2 separate regions of the Homo sapiens genome follow, and region 2 is linked to region 1. Evidence: read pairs that join two places in POLR2A ChIA-PET (ENCODE). Cell type or tissue: PC-9. All regions are shown on one strand. Region 1 overlaps SYT6 (synaptotagmin 6). Region 2 overlaps LINC01356 (long intergenic non-protein coding RNA 1356).

Region 1 (4,000 bases):
TTCACACGCACCATTACTTTTGGGCAAATATCCGTGAGTCAGAACACACTGGGAGGTGCAGATCTCTTCCTAATGACTTTTTAAAGTGAGGGTGGAGAAGAAGAGGGGCTGAGAGAGTGGAAAGGAGCTTGAGAGGAGTGGAGTTTGGAGAAATTTTAGAAGAGATGGCAGTAATGCCTGGTCAAGCCAGGAAGTCTGTGCCGTAGGGTGCTTGTGCCTGAGAGCCCAGAGCCGAGGACCTCACTTCAGATCTGGTCCTTCCACTGTCATCTTCATTAACCACAGGGGTGGTGGGGGTAGTAAAGGGTACATTAATGAAGTTAATGATGAAAATCCATCTTAATTTCTTGTCACAAGTTGTCTTGCCGAGTGGCTGTCAAATAGCTGCCAGTTTCTCCTGGGGAGAGGGCAGACATCTCCCCGTGGTGAGAGATCTGCTCTCTGCCCCTCGCAGGGCTGTGGGGGCTGGGACTCTCAGCAGGAGGGAAGATACCTTGGTCCTGGTTTCCTGATGAGTCTCCTGGGGCAGCTGAGGAATGTTTCTTGCAAACAAGTGCCCTGAGGGGGATGCCAAATAGGCAGGGCTTTGGTCTCAGCCAAAGGCACAGGCCTGCACTGCGTGACAGTGGCTTTAGCTTCATCATCTCTTTGGGGACAGTCACCCTGAAGATTAAGATCTTTCCCCACCTCCTGCTCCCCACACTCCAGAATCTCTGGGTCTTGCCATGGCAAGGTGCTCCATAGAGAAGCTCTTTCCAGCCTTTCACAGAGTTGACTGCCCTGCTCTTGACAACTCCACTTCCTTCCGGTTCTTCTCCCACCTCTCTGGCTGCCTTTTTCAGGTTTCCTGTGCCAGCCTCTTCTCCCATCCCTGCCTCTAAACAGTGAAGTTTGTCAAGCTTTTTCTCTCCTCACTCAGCCATAATGTTAATATCCATCTCCCCACTCATGGCTCCTGAGTTTATGGCCCCTCCGCAGACATCTCTTCTAGACTCCAGACTCATATATCCAAAATGACATGGCCATGTGGCTGGAAATCTAAAACTTCTCAGAGGCTCAAAGTTGCCCTTTTCTGTTTACATTCTCCTCTAATTTTCCCCAACCTGGCCCATCCATCCACCCAGTTGCTCAAGCCAGAAATGAGACATCTTTGTGGACATCTGCCTTCCTCTTTTGGATTTAGATCATCATCAAGCCCTGATAATTCTAACTCCAAATTCCATCTCAAGTCCACCCACCTCTCTCCATCTCCAGTGCCACACGGAGGCCAAAGCCTACCCCCCTGCCAGCATACAGCCGCCTCCTATCTGCCTTCCCTGCTTCCCTTGCTCTCCCGCCCCATTCTCCACACAGCAGCCAGAGTGCTCTTCCCCAGATGGAAAATGGATTGTACCACTCCTTGTTTAAAACCTCCAATGGCATCCCCTTTCACTAGGAATAAAAACAAAAGCACTTATCAAGATCTACAGGGCCCTCCACGAACGGGGCTGACTCTTCAGCCTCCCCCCGTGCCAGGGCTCTCCTCACAGGCTTCCTCAAATGCCCCAGGCTCTTCCTGCCCCATGACTTTGCACTTTCTCTTCCTCTGATTGACCGTTCTTTCCCCAGCTCTTCACATGGCAGAGACCCACTCATCTCAGGCCACTTCCTCCAGCGCCTCCCTCTGCTGCCAACTGTGTTCCCGAAGGACAGATCTGGGTCTGTTTTGCCAGGGCCAGGACAAGGGTGAGGCAAAGCAGGTGCCCAGGTACAAAAGTGAAGGAAGTGCTCACTGTCAGGTTCATGCATGTATCCAAGAGTGAGTGTCCCCTTCCATTCTGCCCCCTGGGTACTTCACTCGCCTCACCCTAATCTCAACCTCATATTTTACTCACCACTGTATTCTCAGTACTGAGCACGGTGCCTGGTGTATAACAGATGCTGACAAGTATTTGTTGAATTAATGAGCAACTCAGCTTTGTGGGGCTCACCTGGTTAAGGTGGCAAAATGAATGGGTGACAAGAGTAGGCCCTTGCTTAACCTCAGCCTCAGCCTCTGGTCTCCCCAGGAGGGTTGCTGTGGTTATTGAGATGGTGTCAGGGTGGAGCCTCATAGGTGTTCCTCAGCGGGTGGGCTGAATATTCCCTGCATTAGAAGCTTGGGAGGTGGAGACTTGATTCCTGAGCTGCGCCCAAGATCTACTGAGTCATCATCTCTGGAGGCGGGGCCTGGATGTTTGCATTATTGACAGGCTTCCCAGATGAGTGTTACATAGCCTCAGTTCGTGATATAAGGCGAGAGATTCTGAGGTTGCCCCAGGTCAGACCCTATTAGAATCTCTGTGACATGGAACATGTCCTAATGCAACTGAAGTCATTAAATATCAGAGCTGCCAAGCAAAAGTTAAGGCATAAAAGGCCTCTTCTCTTTTTTTAGGCACAAGCAAGGGTTCTGAAGGATCGAAGCCATGTGGGCTGCTGGACTGGTCCTGGCCCTCACCACTTACTTCCCTTTGCCTTTTTCCTGTGCACCACATGGCACACTGGGTATATTTTAGAAAGAAGCTGCCTTATCCAAATTTACAGGGTTTAAGAAAATTAGGTATTAAGCAAAGACAGTGTTTCAAAGATATCTGACACCACTCTGTAAATATTCCTTATTGCCATAGATCTCCAAGGATGTGTTCCTGACCAATAAGATCAGCATCACTTGGAACTAATCAGAAACACAAATTCTTGGGCCCTACCCTCACCAGAAGGCAGGGCCAATAATCTATGTTTAACATGCCCCAGGGAAGTCTCAGGAACTGACAACCATTGCTTTTGTCTAGTTGGAAGAACCAATTGAACACGAATACTCTGGACAGGATTTTGAAGTTTCTTCCACTTCTTTGAATCTATTTATTTTGGTGATTAAAGCCAAAGTCAAGAGAGGAGGAGATTAACAGTTATGGAGCATCTACTAGTTTGTAGGCACTATGTTGGGTACTTAACACTTTTTTTTTTTTTTTTGAGTGTCTCGCTCTGTCGCCCAGGCTGGACTGCAGTGGTGCGATCTCGGCTCACTGCAACCTCGGCTTCCTGGATTCAAGCAATTCTCCTGCCTCAGCCTCCCGAGTAGCTGGGATTACAGGTGCATGCCACCATGCCGGGCTGATTTTTGTATTTTTGGTAGAGACGGGGTTTTATCATGTTGGCCAGGCTGGTCTCAAACTCCCGACTTCATGATCTGCCCGCCTCGGCCTCCCTAAGTGCTGGGATTACAGGCATGAGCCACTGCACCCAGCTCTTAACACATATTACGTTCATTTTACTCATACTCTATGCCTGGGAGGAGCGCATAATCATCTCTACATTGTACTGAAACTCATAGAGGTTAAATAACTTGCCTAGGGTCTCATGTGCTAAGCTTGGCTTTGGACTCAGGTTTGTTGACTCTGAAGGTGTTGCTCTTCTCCTCCATCCCACCCAGCCTCCTCTGGGACTGTCCATGCTCCACCCCACTCCACCCCACCTTCTGTCCCTGGTTATTGAGGGTTAGGGCTGCCGAGGACCGTGTAGGTTTTGAAGGTGAAATTTCTTGGTGTTCTGGAAGCAAGAAGCATGAGAGAGAAAGCTCTGAGACTTAGAATATTACCTCCCTTCTGCCTGCCCCCACCTGCCTCTCTTGAAAGAAGATGAATGGATGGTGTCACCCTGCGTTACAGACTATGAGAGGATACATCCTGCTCACTTAAACCTGCTAGTGCAGCACCCTGGCCTCAGCCCGTCATTTCTCACGAAAGTCACCTGTTAAGTCATTCTCTCACCAAGTGCCAAACTGCTGCAGCAGACACTGCCTCAGGGGAAGGAGGGAGGGGGAGAAGCTAGGCCAGCAGGGGCAGAACCCCTGGGCCAAAATTCTTGTCCCCAACGCGGCAGTTCAGTGGAAGAACCCCGGGCCCTCTCTGCACAGATCTTTGTACCTGAGGTCTCTGGGGAGCAGCCACCAGGACTGGGAGGAGGAAACCCACATATGAAA
Region 2 (4,000 bases), 1.3 Mb before region 1:
AGAATCTATATCATAATTAAGTTCAAGGGAAGGTACTATGCCTGGACGTGCACGTAGGCCAGATTTATGTTTCTCTCCACCCAAACATCTCAGTGGAGTAAAGAATAACAAGGCAGCATTACTGCAAACATGTCTCACCTCCCGCCATAGGGCGGTTTTTCTCCTATCTCAGAATTGAACAAATGTACAATCGGGTTTTACACCAAGACATTTAGTTCCCAGGGGCAGGCAGGAGACAGTGGCCTTCCTCTATCTCAGCTGCAAGAGGCTTTCCTCTTTTACTAATCCACCTCAGCACAGACCCTTTATGGGTGTCAGGCTGGGGGACAGTCAGGTCTTTCTCATCCCACGAGGCCATATTTCAGACTATCACATGGGGAGAAACCTTGGACAATACCCCGCTTTCAAGGGCAGAGGTCCCTGCGGCTTTCCACAGTGCATTGTGCCCCTGGTTTATTGAGACTAGAGAATGGCAATGACCTTTATCAAGTATATTGCTTGTAAACATTTTGTTAACAAGGCATGTCCTGCACAGCCCTAGATCCCTTAAACCTTGATTTTATACAACACATGTTTTTGTGAGCTCCAAGTTCGGTCAAAGTGGTTGGGTCAAAGTGGCAGGGGCAAAGCTACAAATTAACAACATCTCAGCAAAGCAATTGTTTAAAGTACAGGTCTTTTTCAAAATGGAGTCTCTTATGTCTTTCCTTTCTACATAGACACAGTGACAGTCTGATCTTTCTTTCTTTTCCCTACAATACTGTGATAGTAGCATTGATGGTTTGGAAGTGGCAAATGAGAAGTGAGGCTGGGAGGCTTTTCGAAGGAGATTTCAGGAATTCTGATGAGGCCCTGTGAGGGCCTGACCCACAGCTATAGCAAGGAAAAAGGCAAGGTGGGGGTGTTGATGGGGAGACACTGAAGCAGGGCGACCTACAGGGATTGGTACTTGAGAACTATGCAGGAGGAATGGGGTGGGGCCGGTGTGGGGGTGGAGGGAGTGCAGGAACCCCCTGAAGCTCCTGGCTCAGAAATCTACCCCCTGCAAGCCCAGGTCTTCCCAGCTGTGCTCCTCGTTAGCATTTGAGAAGCTGGACAATGCTTAAAATTCACCTTCTAGGGCTGGGTCTACAGTTGTTACCAAATGTCTCCATAGCTTCCAGTGTGAATCGCATTCAGAATTACAATCAGATAGAAAGGCACTCAGGCCCTTCTCATTTAAAACAAACAAAAGCATGAGGGATAGGAGGGCACAGAGAATAAAAAACAGCAAGAGAAAAACGCCCTAGGGCAAACTTCATCTTTTTTTTTTTTTTTTTTGAGTTGGAGTCTCGGCTCTATCGCTCAGGCTGGAGTGCAGTGGTGCAATCTTGGCTCAATACAACCTCTGCCTCCCAAGTTCAAGCGATTCCCCTGTCTCAGCCTCTCGAGTAGCTGAGATTACAGGAGCACGCCACCATGCCCAGCTAATTTTATTTTTTTATTTTTTATTTTTTTTGCATTTTAGTAAAGATGGGGTTTCACCATGTTGCCCAGGCTGGTCTCGAACTCCTGAGCTCAGGCAATCCACCTGCCTCAGCCTCCCAAAGTGCTAGGATTATAAGCATGAGTCACCGTGCCCGGCTGAACTTTCTCATATTATGTATATACATATAGTCGGGCCGGGCGCGGTGGCTCACGCCTGTAATCCCAGCACTTTGGGAGGTCGAGGCGGGTGGATCACAAGGTCAGGAGCACAAGACCAGCATGGCCAACATGGTGAAACCCTGTCTCTACTAAAAGTACAAAAAAATTAACCAGGCGTGGTGGCACATGCTTGTAATCCCAGCTACTCGGGAGGCTGAGGCAGAATTGCTTGAACCCGGGAGGCGGAGGTTGCAGTGAGCCGAGATTGTGCCACTACACTCCAGCCTGGGTGACAGAGCGAGACTCCATCTCAAAAAAAAAAACACAAAAAATGATGTATATACATATAGTCAGTGCACCAGAATATGAATGAATGCTGGTCATATTTACAGTGTATGAAGCCCTTTTACATACAATTTATCATCTAATCCACACAAACCTTGGGGAAGTGGATATAAATAAAAACAATGACTCTTTTGTGTGGGTGGAAGGAGTGTAGGAGCTGGATAAAGCTTCTGGCTTGGAAAACCACCCCCTGCACATCCAAGTCTTCCCCTGTTGTGCTTATCTTGTGCTTATCATGTGACGTAATCCTAACTTCTTCATGACTTATGGCCACTTCCTCCTGGGACCCAGCTGGAGTGAGCAAGTGAGTAAAATGCAAGCTCTTTTAATTCTTGAGACAGCAAAGCATATTAAGGAAGGAAATACACAAGTGAGAAAAATCACATTGTGAATTTCAAAGCCGAGGGACAAAACTGCAGAACTGCGGGAGCCAGTGATAGGTTTGGCCATTATTTACCCTCAGGATCACCCAGGACTCAGCCTCTTCTGTTTCCTGAACTTCCATCCAGTACAGCCTTCAGCTGTAGCCACTAAGCTGTAATGCAATTGCTTTACAAGACACTGTCTGGCACTGTCTTTTCTGACAGTGGGGAAGATGCCCTGGCAGGATGACGGCTCAGCTAAGGAGTCAGGGTTATGGGTATTTTCTTACTTTTTATCTTGGAATTTCAGATTTTAAAAAAAAGTTTGATAGTATAGAGAGTTCCTGTATACTTTTCACCCAGCTTCCTCTGCAGTTAATCTTTTTTTTTTTTTTTTTTTTTTTTTTGAGACGGAGTCTCACTCAGTCGCCCAGGCTGCAGTGCAGTGCTGCGATCTCGGCTCACCGCAAGCTCCGCCTCCCGGGTTCACACCATTCTCCTGCCTCAGCCTCCCGAGTAGCTGGGACTACAGGTGCCCACCACCACGCCCAGCTAATTTTTTTTCGTATTTTTAGTAGAGACAGGGTTTCACTGTGTTAGCCAGGATGGTCTTGATCTCCTGACCTCGTGATCCGCCCATCTCGGCCTCCCAAAGTGCTGGGATTACAGGCATGAGCCACCGCCCCCGGCCTCCTCTGCTGTTAATCTTATATAAACGTGGTACATTTGTCAATTTACCATTGGTACAATACTAAATTTCACTCGCCGTGTGAAGAGACCACCAAACAGGTTCTGTGTGAGCAACAAGGCTGTTTATTTCACCTGGGTGCAGGTGGGCTGAGTCCAAAAAGAGTCAGTGAATGGAGATAGGGGTGGGGCCGTTTTATAGGATTTGGGTAGGTAGTGGGAAATTACAGTCAAAGGGGATTGTTCTCTGTTAGGCAGGAGTGGGGGTCACAAGGTGCTCAGTGGGGGAGCTTTTGAGCCAGGATGAGCCAGGAGAAGGAATTTCACAAGGTAATGTCATCAGTTAAGGCAGGCACGCGCCATTTTCACTTCTTTTGTGATTCTTCAGTTACTTCAGGCCATCTGGATGCATACATGCAGGTCACAGGGGATATGATGGCTTAGCTTGGGCTCAGAGACCTGATATTCCTGTCTTCTTATATTAATAAGAAAAATAAAACAAAATAGTGGTAAAGTGTTGGGATGGTAAAAATTTTTCGGGGGGTGGTATGGAAAGATAATGGATGATGTTTCTCAGGGTTGCTTCTAGCGGGATTAGGGGTGGCATGGGAACCTAGAGTGGGAGAGATTAAGCTGAAGGAAGATTTTGTGGTAAGGGGTGATATTGTGGGGTTGTGAGAAGAAACAGTTGTCATATAGAATGATTGGTGATGGCCTGGATACAGTTTTGTTATGAATTGAGAAACTAAACAGAAGACACAAGGTCCAAATAAGAGAAGGAGAAAAACAGGTATTAAATGACTAAGAATTGGGAGGACCTAGGACATCCAATTAGAGAGTGCTCAAGGGGGTTCAGCATAGCCCTGCCAGCAAAGATTATTTATTTACTTTAAGAGTTAAGAGTGGCGGTTTGGGGATAGCACCAGGAGATATCAGCTGTGATGGCTTGGAGAAACAGTGTAAACCGGCAGTGTAAAGAA

The links. Peaks named below come from ENCODE experiments on the same cell type or tissue, not always from the same donor. Only the 100,000 strongest peaks of a DNase experiment are listed, where the experiment ranks them.
Region 2: POLR2A ChIA-PET joins it to region 1 with 9 read pairs; 1 of 35 experiments calls an interaction of 5 or more read pairs at or near these places.

The regions. Positions count from the first base shown.
Region 1 is chr1:114,112,448-114,116,447 of GRCh38, forward strand. All of the region lies in intron 3 of SYT6 (synaptotagmin 6), which reads right to left. Among named protein-coding and RNA genes, the nearest start is that of SYT6, 39 kb to the right of the region's middle. In PC-9, no CTCF peak of the experiment used is centred here; DNase peaks (open chromatin) are centred at 24, 594, 1,544, 2,134 and 1 weaker place; H3K4me3 peaks cover 451 bases; H3K27ac peaks cover 3,896 bases.
Region 2 is chr1:112,817,047-112,821,046 of GRCh38, forward strand. LINC01356 (long intergenic non-protein coding RNA 1356) reads right to left here. Exons shown (of 7, transcript NR_103746.1): 7 at 3,123-3,495. Among named protein-coding and RNA genes, the nearest start is that of LINC01357, 31 kb to the right of the region's middle. RefSeq lists enhancers at 409-1,140, 1,141-1,870. In PC-9, no CTCF peak of the experiment used is centred here; a DNase peak (open chromatin) is centred at 2,225.